Regions from separate parts of the Homo sapiens genome. Here regions 1 and 2 are each linked to region 3. The links are chromatin loops, found by intact Hi-C in ENCODE. Cell type or tissue: mammary epithelial cell. All regions are shown on one strand.

Region 1 (5,000 bases), 120 kb after region 3:
GGTGGGAGGCCTTGGATCTTCACCATGTGAACCTCTCCAGGGGACGCTAAAGTATTCTCACAACACACTGGCTGGCTTCCCCAGGTGAGCGATCCCAAAGAGAACAAGGCGGACAGTGCAATGCCCCAGAAGTCACACTGTCATGACTGCAGCATGTTACTGCTGACGCAGGTCAGCCTAGTCACTGTGGGAGGAGACTACGCAGCAGAGTGGACGTGGGGGTATCACTGCGGATCATGCTGGAGTCTTGTTACCACGAAGGGAGTGGTATAGAGAAAGGTTGCAGCCCAGAGACGCATTTTAAGGTTTTCCAAATGAAACACAGGATATGAAGTTTGGTAACCTGTGACTATACCGTGGCAAAAAGTCCAGCACTCCCCCACACTCACAGCCTCTGAGAATGCTCTAAGCCATAGTTTTCCAACTGTGTTGGGCAAACTGGCAGCCCATGAATGAGTTAAAGGTGCTCTGAGATATTGCTCTCCTCAGCCCTTAGAGCACTTGAGCAGGGCCTGAGGTAGATGGGACAAGTGAGTAGATATTATAATTTTTTTATGTGTCCTGTGACCGTACGCAAGCTATATATGTGTACTCGATATAAAATATCTACTCTTGATTGTTAGGAAAGTTCCCTAGCCAGGGTGCTGAAAAGAGTGTTAGAACTCAGCTGTGTGGAAAGTCTCTAAGCACAAAGAAGTTGATATGTGCAATGTTTAGCACATATCTGTGAAGTCAGTATATTAATAATGCTGTTCAAATCTTTTATAACTTAGCGGTCTTTTGTCTTCCTATGTTATATGGTACCTGCGGATGTGCACTTTAATCACCTGCTATAATTGTAGACTTATCACTTCTTATTTTAGTTGTCAATTTTTAAATTATATTTTGAGGCTATGTTACTTGGTGCTTATAAATTAAAAATGATTGCATCTTAATGGTAAATGGAAATTTTACCCCTATGAAATGGACCTCTTCATCAGGAGGAATGTTCTTTGACTTTAAGTTTGGCATCACTAACTCTTTTTTAGTGTTTATGTTGTTCATGCTTTTCTCTATTTTTACATTCAGCCTTCCTGAATATATCTGTATAAAACTGCCTCGTAAACAGCATATTGCTATATTTTATCATGCTATGCTTTGTTTTTAAATACTGTCTGAAAATAATAGTGTTTTAACTCAACATTCTGTTTACATATAATTACAAATTCATTTATTTTGCCATTCTATTTCATATTTTTAATTTGTTCCATCTGTTCAGTGGTTCAGTGTTTCTTTAACTGTTCTTTCTTGCCTTTTTTGGTTTGCATAAAATGTTTTATTATGCGATTTTTACTTTCACTGGTCTGGAAGTTTCACACCATTTCTATTATTTGAGTGCTTACCCTAGAAATTACAGTATGCTTAATTAATCCAAATTCAAAATTAATCCAGATCTTTACTCTTCTCCAAGACAATGCAAGTACATAAGAACACGTACATTCTTTTTACCACCCTCTCAACTTACATGTTATTTATATCTGATATCCTTGATATATCTTGTCTTTGTTGTTGTCTTTTAACCTCATTAGACAGTATTATTACTGGTTTATGCAACTTGCAAGAGGGCAGAGGTCTGAAGTCACACAACCTCTTAGAAAGTTTCCAACTTTTTTTCTTTTTCTTCTGCTTTGCTCAGCCCCAACGCAGCCTCATCCAGAGTCCTCTGGCCTTGGTAGTACAGATGGGGATTGCTTTAGATCTGGTTTGCGCTTACCCTGAGGGGTTCCAGTCCCTCCATCTTCGGTGAGCCCTGGGCCTTGGCTTCTGCCCTTCCCTGCACAACCCAGGAGCCAGATCCCACCTTTGCTGCTGCAGCAAATGAATTCAGGGCATATGCAGCTTTGGTGCTCCAATAGTCTGCTCATCTCTCAGCTATAGCCCTCCATCCAAAAATCAATTAGCCTGGGGGTTGTTGTCTTTTAAACTCTTCAAATTAATACGTACTTTAAGATGCTGATGTTTGTTTGTGATATAAACTTACATACAATTGCTTTTAGAAGATGGATTAATCCAAATCGTTCACCATTATTGAATCCTAAACCTCAATAAATATTACATTTAACTTCAAAATTCTCAGTTGGACTTAAAGGGCACCTGAATCTGAGGGTGAGAACCTTTGCTGTAAATCTACTCTAAAGACCCTGGGGTTGATGGTCTTTAGTTTCAGGACCCAGGACAAAGCAATAAGGACTGCCTAGATTTCTCTTGATAATAAAAATAGTAATTTAATAATAATAATTAACATATTAAGCATGTACATATACCAAAGAATGGCATGTCTTTTATATGTATTAATTTATCTTTCATTATTTAGAGCAATGCCTATCATATTATATTTAATAAATATTAGTTATTATAGTCGTTTTTACACTCACTTCTCAGTTGAAAATATTTTCACTTCTCCTTCTGCCCTCCAGTGGCATATAGCTGCTGTCTGAGGTCCTATTCCTCCAGAGCTTGCTAGAGTTCTCTATTAGGTTACTTCTGTCAATAAAATATGCTACAATAAAACACGCTACCTACAGGGTCGGTGCTTAATATGCTACCTCTCAAATTAGAAGTCTTATTTTCACAGGGTCTTTGACATCTTCATGTCTAAAGTGTGATTGGTGGGACTGTGCACCAAGTGTCATTAGCCCACAGGACGTCTCACCCTTTTTGATGCCTTCCCAAAGAGGGAACACTCCTGCCCTTGCTGTCAGTCTTCTCTCTTCTCCCTTGGTGGACCAAATCTAATGCATCATTGGATTAGAATGCAGAGTGTCTCACTTCCATTTCTAGCATAAATGCTTGCTGGCATCTTAAAATTTAATTTTAACAGGTACAAGCAAGAGCATTAAGAAACATATCCTTGACTTCGATTCTGTTTGTTTAAGCTAAATCTCAATGTCACTTTAACAGACTTGGACTCTAAATAGTTTAAGTTCTGGTGCCAAGAACCAATTATCTACAGCGAGCAAAAAGCAAATGATTTTATGCAGAATGAATCACGCAGAGAGCTTCTGAATCTCAGCAGGCAAATTGGCTCAGAGAAGATGTAATACTGTTGCTTGATTAGAGATGAAGCCACCAACTTAAGGTGGCTGTTTTTAGGGACAGGGATATAAACCAAATACTACTTCTGTGAAATTTTTCTAAATTTCATCTTGATGCAGGACTACTATGTACCTCACTGCATTGTCTGAGACTAAAGACTAAAAATTATATTCATAAACAAACAGTAGATATTTCTTCTGAATTTATAACTCCAGCAGTCCAGTAAGTTAGGGGCCTTCCCTGTTCCTTTGTTTTCATTAACTTTCTGGATTATGTATGATAAAATTCTACATAATGTGGTTTTTAAACTTATAATCATAAAGTTGTTTAGAAGCTGATGAAATCTATAATCTATCTCTTAGGAAATTCTTTCTCATAACATTGCATAAATTTACACATTCATGCACAAGTTTTCATAAGGCTCTTAGGAGATTCCCAGCTTTCGGTGAAGCTCAGTTGGATATAAAAGGTACCTCAATATAAGGGTAAGAACTTTCACCATAAATCTACTCTAGAGACCCTAAGATGGTTTGTCTGTAGTTCCAGGATCTAGGATAGTTAAGCGATAGGTTTCAAACAATAGGTATTTAACTGAGATAAGTATTTTAAACCATTGATGATAATCACTGAATTAAGCCAACCACATCGGAAGTTGATGTAGCCAAGGGGTTCTCCACTTCATCTATTCCATGATACATCAGAGGACTTGGCAGAACGCACTGCAGTGCATCTTCCTCTTCACCCTGTTCAACCCTCAAGCAGACCAGCCGCTTCTTGTTGCATATGTGCTGGCTTCTCTCACTTTGCTTTTCTTGGTTGTTGTATTATGCTTACCTTATCCTGGCTCTCTAGTTGAAACCTAGCTGAGAAAACCAGCCAACTATGATGTGACACTTTCAGAGCCTATTTAAATGGCAAACTGGGGATATGTCGGGATAGGAAACACTGGTCTCAGCATATTCCTTAAGCATGCTCAAGATTACCATTCACAGCTAAGTATGATAGCATCTAGACTTAATCAATACATATTTATTATCATATAATACATATTTGTATTATATCTGTATACAAATACATATTTGTATTTGTAAATATGTATCATACAATACATATTTAATTACCTTGGTCAATTTGTTAGCTCTGTATTTGCTTATCTTTCCATTGCTTCAGTCTTATCAATAAACAATTCAAATCACTGATTTTCTGCAAAGAATTATTTCTGATTCCTGAAACCTGTGTCATGTGGCTCAGGTTGTCTACTCAAGAAAAGAACTTTAATTTCACATAGGAAATATTACTCTCTGTGTTTCTGTCCTTTCGTATGGCTCTTAAACATGGATACATCCAGTTTCCATGCAGAGCTCTACAACCCGGAGGTGTTGCTGGTTGTGATTCTACCATAGCATTATGGATTGTTTTCTACTAAAGTTTTGCTCAGAAACAAAAGGTCTACACTGGAATTCTCCACATTAACATGTCTGCTCTGGTTGCAGGTAAGTCTTGTCTTCTATATAGAAGAGCCTCATAGGGTTTGCTGACACAACACCTAAGACTTGCTTTCAGGTTATCTAACTGAACACGAACCTCTTGTAACCTAGATCAAACATATTCACACTGAGAACAAAAGGCACTTTTTTCTCTATTTCTCTTTAAGTTGATTTAGCAAAAGATTGGACAGGCTAACAGGCCTTTGTTATTATGTTCAAGCTGCAACATTCCATTATCCAGGAGACATTTGTTCATATAAGTGAAATGTCCCATGCTCCACCACTGTCAGTGTTTCCAAAGGAGGTTGTTGACCAGGATTCAGAAGAGTGACGAAAATAATTGAAAAATGCTGTCCGTCTAATAAGTCGGCCTGCAAAACTGTCTGAAGAAGGGAAACTCTAAATACACAAATGGAAACCTAGAAAGCAAGGCAGACA
Region 2 (5,000 bases), 110 kb after region 3:
AGCTCTCCATTCAAGCAGAATAAATTAAAAACCACTAAGCATGGCCCTTCTCTGCGTGACCCTTGCCAGCCTTGTATCTTACCATTGTCTTTTTTACCTGACATCCTTACTGAATGTTCCCTATAGACTGGATCTCCTATGCATGTTTTCACCACCACTCTTTTGGTCCTGGTGTTCCCTCTGCATGGAATTCTCTTTCTTCCTGCTCACCTGAAAAACTCCAGCTCAAATGTCATACTTGTGAGGCCATGATTCAAATATCTAGGCAGAATTAATTACTCCTATGCCTGCCCTTGTCATTGCATTCTATATAAAGCTCCCTTATAACCACTCTTGAAATTGTAAATATTTTCTGGAGTGCTTGTTTCTTCACTAGATCATCTGAGGACACATATTCTATGTCTCCCAATCTTTGAACCCCAAGACCTAGCAAAGGTCTAGTGCTTTGTAAAGACTCCATAAATGTTAAATTAAATTGTGTATCTGTGGCCTTTATATAAGCAGCAATTGTCACATCTCTGAGGCAAAGAACAATTCATAAGGTCTTCAGCTATTACACAATTGCTGATTTGAATGCACTTTAGCTCATTGTTATGAATACCTTTGATTTTGCAATGTTTATTGCACTTCCTCTCCCCTTTATTCCATCCCTATTTCTTTTGTGGTTTTCACCTCACAGATATTGAATATAGACAAGGTTCAGGTTTTGTGGCAAGAATTGAGTGCTCCTTAGAATGTTATCTCTGTGAATCCAAAAGACAAATAAAAATTACTGATCAAACCAAAGCAGTGTCTTCTGAAAGTCATATCTATCAGAGGTGATATTGACGCTAACGGAAAAAGATGACAAAACCTCCCTTTGATTCTGCAATTTGGCATGCTCAAGGCATTCGAAAAGTAGCTCTTTTCTTTGTGGTAACTTTCATGTATCTTCTGCCACTTCTTTCCAGCTGATTCAGGCTTACATTATATACAATAAAATTCATCTTTTCAAAGTGTACAGCTTGTATACAGTCATGTAACCACCATCCCCTTCCATATCTAATGCCCTCAGTCACTCTTTGACCTACTTTGTCTAGTGTTTCACATAAATGCAATCATACAATATAATCTTTTGTGTTTGAATTATTCCACTTAGCACAATTTTTACATCATTATTATTATTATTAAAATGGAGTTTCGCTCTTGTTGCCCATGCTGGAGTGCAATGGTGTGATCTCGGCTCACTGCAACCTCCGCCTGTCAAGTTCAAGTGATTTTCCTGCCTCAGCCTCCCTAGTAGCTGGGATTACAGGCGTGTGCCACCACACCCAGCTAATTTTGTATTTTTAGTAGAGACGGGGTTCACCATGTTGGTCAGGCTGGTCTTGAACTCCTGATCTCAAGTGATCCACCCGCCTCAGCCTGCCAAAGCACTAGGATTACAGGCATGAGCCATTGCGCCTGGCCAGCAAAATTTTTTTAAATTTATTCATGTTACTGTGTTTAATATCTTGTTCCTTTGTTGCATGCATATTCCACAATTTATCATTCGCCAGTTGATAAACATGTGATTATTTTCATTTTTGGCTATTATGAATGATGATGAATATTCATGTACATGTCTTTTTGTGAACATGTATCTTCACTTCTCTCCAGATGATTGTGCTTGGTTATATTAGTGCATATTTAACTTTCATAAGATATTGCCAAATTGCTTTCTAAGGTGGTCGTACCATTTAATACACCAAAAGCAGTGTAGGAGAGTTTCAGTTGCTTCACATTCTCTCCAACACTTGGTATAGTCAGTTTTTTTTTGTTTGTTTGTTTGTTTGTTTGTTTGTTTTACTTTGGTCATTCTACCAAGTGTATAGTGGCAACTCTTTGTGGTTTTAACTTGCATTTCTTTGATGACTAATATTTTATGTGCTTAATGGCTACGTTTGTCAGGAGAAGCTGACAGCTCAGCATTCAGTCAGGCAAAGCTTCCTCTTATTCAGGTCTTCAGTGGGTCAGATGAGGCCCATGGACATTACGGGGGCAGTTTTACTCAGCTGCTGATTCAAATGTGAATCTCATACAGAAACACCTTCACTGACACACCCAAAATGGGGTTTGGCCAAATGTTTCGGCACCCTGTGGATTACTTAGTCACATTCACACATAAAATTAATCATCACAGCAACTACTCACATCTCCTCTTTTGTGAAGCATCTGTTCAAATATTTTATCCAGTTTTTGCTGGAGGTAGGGAGATTGTCTTCTACTTGAGTGATTTTTAAGATATATTTTGGATGAAAACCCTTTGTCAGATATCTATTTTACAAAAATTCTTAATTTTGAGGAAGTCTATGCTTTTTGTTTCATTTGGCGAATGATATTTTTGTGTGTTCCGTTTAAGAGAACTTTGCCTAATCCAATGTCACAAAGATTTTATCTTACGTTTCCTCCTAAAAATTTTGTCAAACACTAGCCCTTTGTTTTGTGGTCATTTTCATTTATCTATTTTCAATTTTTAAGTGTAGTGTCTTTCAGAAGTGCCTATTATATGATAAAAAACCATATGAGACACACATGAAGGAAATAATTGACCATTTGTTTTATGGTTATCATCGTTATAAAGTAATATGTAAATTAAGATCAGACTTTTGAAAAGATTCTAGAAAAAATATATACCAAAATGGAATAGTGTTCATCTCTCAGTGATAATATTATGAATATTTTCTTACTTTTGCTTACCTATAATTTTCTGATTGTTTTCAAAAGAGTAGGTCTATAATTTGTATATTTTTAAATACCCTTAATATGCATAAGTAGTAATAAATAGTAACTTATTTATTTAAAGAATTAAGCTTATTTCTTGTTATGTCTTATTTGGTACATTTAAGAAAAGCAAAAAATTGTTTATGAAGCTGGAGCTTTCACCTGAGTACACCCATTTCTTTGATATGTGTAGTTACTACATAGTGTTTTTATTTGTATTTTATTCAAATATCTAGGAGGTCTTTTCATTGACTTTGAATGAAAAGCTCCAAGATTTTATTCTAGTCATTATATCAGATAGGAGTGAAATAAGAAGATTCTGTTACCCTTGACGTCCTCATCAAATTACCCTTACCCCTTTGCTTGGGTTCACCTTCCTTGAGACTAGGAAAAGTCGATGAGAATAATTAAGATTGTAGGTGGCTACAATTGCAAGAATTCAAGCCATTTAATAAAAAGCACCATACCAGGGAAGTGAGCTGGCCTCTCCAGAGATGTAGAGCTCACTAAGATAGTTGAGGCAATGTGATTCCTTGGACACTGGTATTTGCTTTACAATCACACCTGCAGGAATAACAACACAATTCTAGTACCAGAGAATGTCTTGATCTAGCAGTTCAGTGCAATGCCTTTTATTTACAACTGAAGACAAACCCTACATGATCTCATCCTTTTCTACTGCATACATTTGTTCCAAACCTTCCAATGTCCATCTGGTTAGAACACAGCCCCTAAGTATTATTTTCTTCATTTACAGGTGGATTTTCTCTTTATAATATTAACATAAGCAGCAGGCCCAAAGCCTGACAACCAACCTTGGCTCTTCCCAAACACAACTTACATTGCTGACGATGGTCCATTTTCAAATCATTCATTCAGTGGCAATGAATATCACTTATTATGAAGGTATCTCAAATTACCCAAAACACACATTAAAGTTTACAGCAGGAATTCATCAAATCAAACAAATTACTCTCTTTCTGTTCTGTCCTACTTCTTTAAGTGTTTGTAAGCAGAGCTCATTAAAACTTCTTGAAGTTGTTTATCATCTGCCTTTCCCTTTACTTTGGGAAGTAATGTTTTGGTTTCGTAGATTTAAACTATTTTTTTAAGTACACACAGCCTTCCTTGAGCAAATTCAGCTATGTAGGTGTCCTTGTCCTCATGGACAGACTCTGCAGCTACCGTGTGGCTACGCTGACCAATGAATGGCCACCCATTGACATCACCCTGCCCCCTGCACTCCTGAGCCCCTTATCAGCCCTGCTTCTATTTTCTCCAGAGAATTTTTACCCTTTAAGCACACTCTACAGTTTATTTATTGTAACCATTGCTACTGTCTCCCCTACAATGTAAGTTCCAGAAGGGCAGGCATCTTGCCTTGTTCATTGGCATAGGCCAAGCGCCTGGAGAAGTGCCTGGCACATATCAGGCCCCCAATATATTTTTTTATTTTTGTATTTTATTATTTTTTTATTTTGAGACAGAATCTCACCCTGTTTTCCAGGCTCAAGTGCAGCAGCACAATCTTGGCTCCCTGCAACCTCTGTCCCCCAGGTTCAAGCAATTCTCATGCCTCAGCCTCCTGAGTAGCTGGGATTACAGGCATGTGCCACCACACCTGGCTAATTTTTGTATTTTTAGTAGAGATGGGGTTTTGCCATGCTGGTCTCGAACTCCTGACCTCAAGTGGTGTCCCCACCTTAGCCTCCAAAAGTGCTGGGATTACATGGGGAGCCACCACACCCAGTGGATATATATTTTTTAAATAAACAAATGAGTGACTCAAAGACCCTCAGAAAGTCTCCTTTGCCCTCCACAGTGTCTCTGCCAGGTAATACTGGTATAGTGTCTGAAATTCTACTTTTAGAGATTTCTACTTTGAGGTTTCTTCATGAGTACCTTTAGGTTATGAGGCATGTACATACTTCTGTAAGGAGCACCATTCATCTATCCATTCAATGGCTATTTTCTGGATTATCCACTATGCATAATGCACTGCCCTAGGTATTCTGGGGACACAGAACTGAGTCAGATTCATTCAGCCTCCAAGGCAGGCTCACATTTACTATTGATGTGACATCATGCCCTCAAGAGAGATACACAAAGCGCTTAGTGGAAGCCCACAACTGATGGCTGTGGTTATTTCTATCCCTGGGGGCTAGGATCCTTGGCTGCCTGGTGCCTCTGACCCTGACAGTGCACTTCTAACAACAGAGAGTGACAAATGAGGCCTTTCATCCACTTCTTCATTCACC
Region 3 (5,000 bases):
TCTCACTTTTAGCAAAGTGGGTGGAAATCCATTCTTTGGTTGTCTGCTTTATCTCACATGATTGACTTTCAGATTAATCTATCCCTCTGAAGTCTGGACAGAGCCCACACACTGCCACATTTCATTTCAGGGGAATTCTGTTATTATGATGACCAAATATGTGTGTCATTTGAAGTCATAACTTATTTATTTCCTTAATACTTAGATTGGCTTTTAAAGCACCAGCAAAATAACTGAGTAGGCTGTTTTCAGGCATATGATCTCCATCATAATTATTAATTTATTTTTTCAACATCATAAAAAAGTGGCCATCCATTTGATTAGACAGACCAGAAGGGTGTTTTTAAACTACCATATATCACCTTTGAATTTCACATGACACACTCATCCTAATCCCTGCAACATATGAATCAGAAGGTACCATATATGTTCAGAATGTTGTTTACAATGAAGTCAACATTAGATTTTCATGCTTTCTGTAGCAATGATACCAGGTTACATTTGTTATAGGTTTTTGACATCTCAAACATTAATTTCTATTAGAAATTACCATCAAACTACCTGAAATATTATAGTGCATTCAACATGACGTATATTATAAACAACTAGCTCTTGAATTCAAAAAAAATTTATATTGTATACTAATTTAATTTTTCATAGCACTTTCTTTAATATTAATTCATTAAAAATGTTCGTGATGTTTCAAAGGAGCAAGAGAATACCACCAATAAATTTATTTAAAGCCCCATTTCTAATTGAAAGGGTGTGTAGAGAAAAACATCAGAATAGATATATGCATCTCTCATTAAATGTAGTTGAAAAAGTAAAACAAATGCTACACTGATTTAAATATCAAATGAGGAGAATGATTTTTTTAAAAATGTATGCAATGCTCTCTTTTGGAGTATCTGAGTGAAGAAGAAAGCATAGATGCTCACACGCTTTCAAATAACCACATCTTCCTTTCCCTGGTCTCCAATCCTCAGAGGAGGCTGAGCATCCCATACTCATGCAGAAAGGTGAGACTGCTGTGGCACACATGGTATGACTTGATACTTTCAATGAAAATCTAAAAGTGAGAAAGCATTTAAGTATAATGCGTGCACCGCTCATGACTCAAGACATAGTCATAGAAGGCTGCACCACTGATTTTCAGTAAGAGAATAAAGGAAATAGACCAGCTAAAAGCACAAACTGCAAAAGAACATACATTCAGAGTGAAACTAAAACGAAGATACGTTCTATCACCCTCCCAAGGCTAGACTGTTATCCCTGATACTAAAATCAGCCACATCATTGGTTGATTACATGCTCTTTGCATGTAATGCATAAAGATGCTGTTTGCCCCCTTTAAACTAATAACACCACCAGCCCCTTCACTAATTCTGGAGAGGGCATGTTTAATGGATACGTTGCCTTTCAAACAACTTGCCATCCTAGAAACCTTCAGCGACTTCCATAGTCTTAAGGATATGAGGCATCCCTTTGACATTAGCAAATGGCTCTCTACACATAAAATAGTGCTGTTATCCAACTCAAAGCTTCATATTAGAGCTTTCAGTGACTTCATCAGGCCCTCAGAAAGCAGGCACAGACCTTCCTTTCAGATTATTATAATAGAGAAATGCCCCTTCTTCGCGTGTTTCCTCCTGGGAAGAAGCCTGTTGGTGCTGCAGAGCCCAGGAGGAGTGCTTTGGGGGGCAGATGGGAAGCAGGTCGGTGCAGCAGTTGGAAATGCGTGAGTTCCAGGAGTTCTTGGTCTTATCTTTTTTATCATTGTTGGCGTCCTGACCCAAATACAAGGAAACCTCCACATTCCATTAGCAGACTCAATTTGGATTCTGCAGCTCTGCAGGGAGAAATAGCATCTTCTCCTTAGCTAGTTGTGCTGCACTCTTGAGATAATTCTCTTAGTTTAATTTTAACATTTGGTTTAAGAAGATGCTGATGGATCAAATTTGAAACTGTGGATCCACTAAACGCCTTTTTAGAAGGTTTTTTTTTTTTCTTTCAAAATAGCAAGCCTTAGGAGCTCAACTCCAGAGCCAATTCACTTCGCGTGAAGTCGGCACTCCTTGGGAGTAGAGGTCCCCTCTCACCGGCTCCCACCCTCCAGAGGGGAGGATTTCTGGGGAGCCCGACGATCCGCTCGCTTTTAGCCTTTCTCCTTGCAACGCGCAAATCTCTCCCTAGTTGGGCTCAAGTAGAGAGGATCACCAACTGCTCATCCCAGCGGACACTCTGCAAAAAACTCTAATGGCTTGTGCGCGGGTCCACGCTGGTCGCTAGCGGCGCCAACTTTACTCATTCGTTAATTTGCTAGTTTTTGGACTGAGTAAAACAGCCCCCAAAGACGCGGGCAAACGCCGCTCTAAAGCCCACTACCATGCAACGCCAGGTTGCTCGGAGCCACGCTGGTGGCACTTCCCCTTCGTGCTCACTCTGCACAGGCACCTCCAGAACCCCGTGCAAATGAACCCTACCGGGAGACGCAGGTGGGCAGGTCGGGTCGGCAGGGACCAAGAGCCTGAAAGGGAACCTGCCCTCCCCTCCCCGCAGCCCGGTCATTAAGGCAAGAAACTGCAGGCAGAGAAGCCCCCGAATCCGACCTAGGACGTCGGCGCCTGCCAGGATCCCCTCGCCTGCCCCCCGCGCCCCGCGCGCGCTCATGCCACCACCACGGGGAGGGTGCATGCGGCAGGTGCCTGGCCGAGGCCCCCGGGAGCGAGTCGCCCTTACGTGCTCCAGCTTGTCTTTCCTCCGAAGCCAGACGCTGGCGCTGTAGTCCTGCTGCTTGACGCTGCTGTAGAAGTTCGCGCCCACTCGGGTCAGGCTTGGGGAGGGCTCCTTGGGGCGGCTTTTGAGCCTCATCTGCTCGAAGCCCTCATGGGGGGAGGCCGAGAGCCACTCGTGCTGCCGGATCTCCATCCTGACATGACCGGGCGGCCGCCGGCGAGCAGCGGACTCGGGACGGGCGCGCGGGGAGCCGGGCGCGGAGGGCGAGCGGGAGGCCCAGCGGGAGCCGGAGGTGGAGCTGGAGACTGAGCTGGAGGAGCTGGAGGAGCGAGCGGGCGCGGGGAGCGCGGGGTGCTGAGCGCCAGCTGGGAGCGCGGCCGGGCGGGAGGGGGCGATCGCGGGAGGCGCGGGGCGGAAGGAGGGAGGGCGAGGTGCGGGCGGGGGCGGGGGCGGGGGCGGAGGGGGACGGACGGGGAGAAGGGGGACGAGAGGGGACAGGGAGGGAAAGGAACCTGCTCCGGGGAGACAGAAGTGCCCGGTGCGGCGGCGACGTCGCCCGGCGGCTGCGGTCCCGAGCGGGCGCTCCGCTCGCCGGCTCCTTGCGGCACCTACTGGGACCCGGGCCGGCTCCCGGGGCGGCGGCGGCGGCGGGGGTGGGGTGCGGTGGGAGGGGCCGCGGCTGGCCCAGCCAGCCCGCGCCTGCAGGTTGGTGCAGTGAGGAGCCGCCGCCGCCCCTCCCGCCGCGCCCAGGCCCGGGCGGCCGCGCTCCCGCTCCGCACCCGCCTTTCCCGAGCAGGCTACACCTCTCCCTGGCGCATCTTTACTGGAAAGCCGGCAGGCGAGGGGAGAAGTGAGCGCCGTCTCCGCGCCTCCTCGGTCCTGCTGGCTGAGCGCGGGGATGGCTCCGGAGGGAGACACTCAGGAAACCACCTCCGCCCTTCCCCCATCTCTATCCAGCGGCGCCCCCTCACCCTGCCCCCGGCTCGCTTGGGCTGCGCCTTCCCCCATTCTGAAAGTTCACTAACTTCCCACCCCAAGGGACTTAGAGCAGAGGGTGCCCAGCATTCCCCCCTGAAAATAGCCGAGAGACATGTGTTTTCTGGAGCCGTACACGCTACTTTCATCCGATGGTGTGGCGATGCAAATACGCCCGGGGGCAGTAGCCCCTCGGGCAGGCACGCGGGACCGGTTGCTCCCCAGCCCTCGGTGTCCACCTAGAACCGGGCTCCCCGGGCCGCACCCATTCCGATCCTGGGAGGGTGATCCAGGGCTCCTCTGCAACGCTCCGCTTGTGCGGTGACTGTTCCTTAGGTGGACGTGGCCCAACTGCTGTGCATTTGTTTCTTTTCTCTGTTTCTAGGCCCCTAGGGTCCAGGCTTTTCCTTCGGGGCCCAGCCAAGCGTGATGATTATTAGGAATAGGGTGGCTTGTTCGCGATTAAATCTTCAATCTCTTCATCTTTTGCTATCTTTGGAGTCAACCTCTCGAAACATTTTTTGGTTTTATCTAAATGCTAAACAGCTGGTGTTCAGGGTGTCTCGTGTCTGGTTAAAAGCTTGGGAAGTGTATGGAAGCTGGAGAGGTATACAGGGGATTTTAGAGGGTGTTGCCAAGGGTAAACTGAAGGCTCTCTAGCCCTCGGCAGAACTGCCCTACTTGAATGACGGTTTCAAAGACATTCTGGCTGGGATTTCACAAACTTTTAGGAGGACAGGGATTGTGTTTCATATCTTTTCAAAGTCTCCATTTAAAAAAATGGTATAGTAAAAATAGTAGTTGAAATAAAATCCTGTGCACATTCAATATGGGGATGAAACAACTAAACACAAATACACACATTTTGGTTGTGCTAGGTTGGTTTTCTTAGGAGCTGAACTATATTGTGCAATAGATGCCCCGACCTGTGGGCTATCTCTAAGTCTCATGTTATCCTGCAAGATAAATGTTATTAACCCTCCTTTCCAGTGAGGAAAGTGAAGCAGAAGCAGAAATTACACTTCAAAACAAGGATATGAACCAGATTGAAAAGCTGTGAAGGCCAGGCGGAGTGGCTCAGGTTTGTAATCTCAGCCCCTTGGGAGGAGGAGGCAGGAGGATCACTTGATCCCAGGAGTTCCAGACCAGCCTGGGCCTACACTAAAAATAAAATAAATTAGCCAGGCGTGGTGGTGCTCATCTGTGGTTTCAGCTACCTGGGAGGCTGAGGCGGGAGGATCGCTGAAGCCTGGGAAGAGGAGGCAACAGTGAGCCGATATCGCACTGCA

The links. A loop is a pair of places that touch in the nucleus more often than their neighbours do. Peaks named below come from ENCODE experiments on the same cell type or tissue, not always from the same donor. Only the 100,000 strongest peaks of a DNase experiment are listed, where the experiment ranks them.
Region 1: a loop joins it to region 3, with 9 times the contacts of the local background. A loop is called at or near these places in 2 of 110 quality-filtered maps.
Region 2: a loop joins it to region 3, with 3 times the contacts of the local background. A loop is called at or near these places in 3 of 110 quality-filtered maps.

The regions. Positions count from the first base shown.
Region 1 is chr1:242,638,665-242,643,664 of GRCh38, forward strand. No RefSeq gene overlaps it. Among named protein-coding and RNA genes, the nearest start is that of PLD5, 120 kb to the left of the region's middle. In mammary epithelial cell, a CTCF peak has its summit at 2,468 (motif pointing left); no DNase peak of the experiment used is centred here.
Region 2 is chr1:242,627,573-242,632,572 of GRCh38, forward strand. No RefSeq gene overlaps it. Among named protein-coding and RNA genes, the nearest start is that of PLD5, 110 kb to the left of the region's middle. RefSeq lists an enhancer at 1,459-2,658. In mammary epithelial cell, no CTCF peak of the experiment used is centred here; a DNase peak (open chromatin) is centred at 2,029; H3K27ac peaks cover 1,006 bases.
Region 3 is chr1:242,521,349-242,526,348 of GRCh38, forward strand. PLD5 (phospholipase D family member 5) reads right to left here and starts at 3,349. Exons shown (of 10, transcript NM_001372062.1): 1 at 2,740-3,349. The coding sequence starts at 2,928. In mammary epithelial cell, a CTCF peak has its summit at 2,770; DNase peaks (open chromatin) are centred at 1,103, 2,803, 3,053 and 3,503; H3K4me3 peaks cover 2,697 bases; H3K27ac peaks cover 1,814 bases.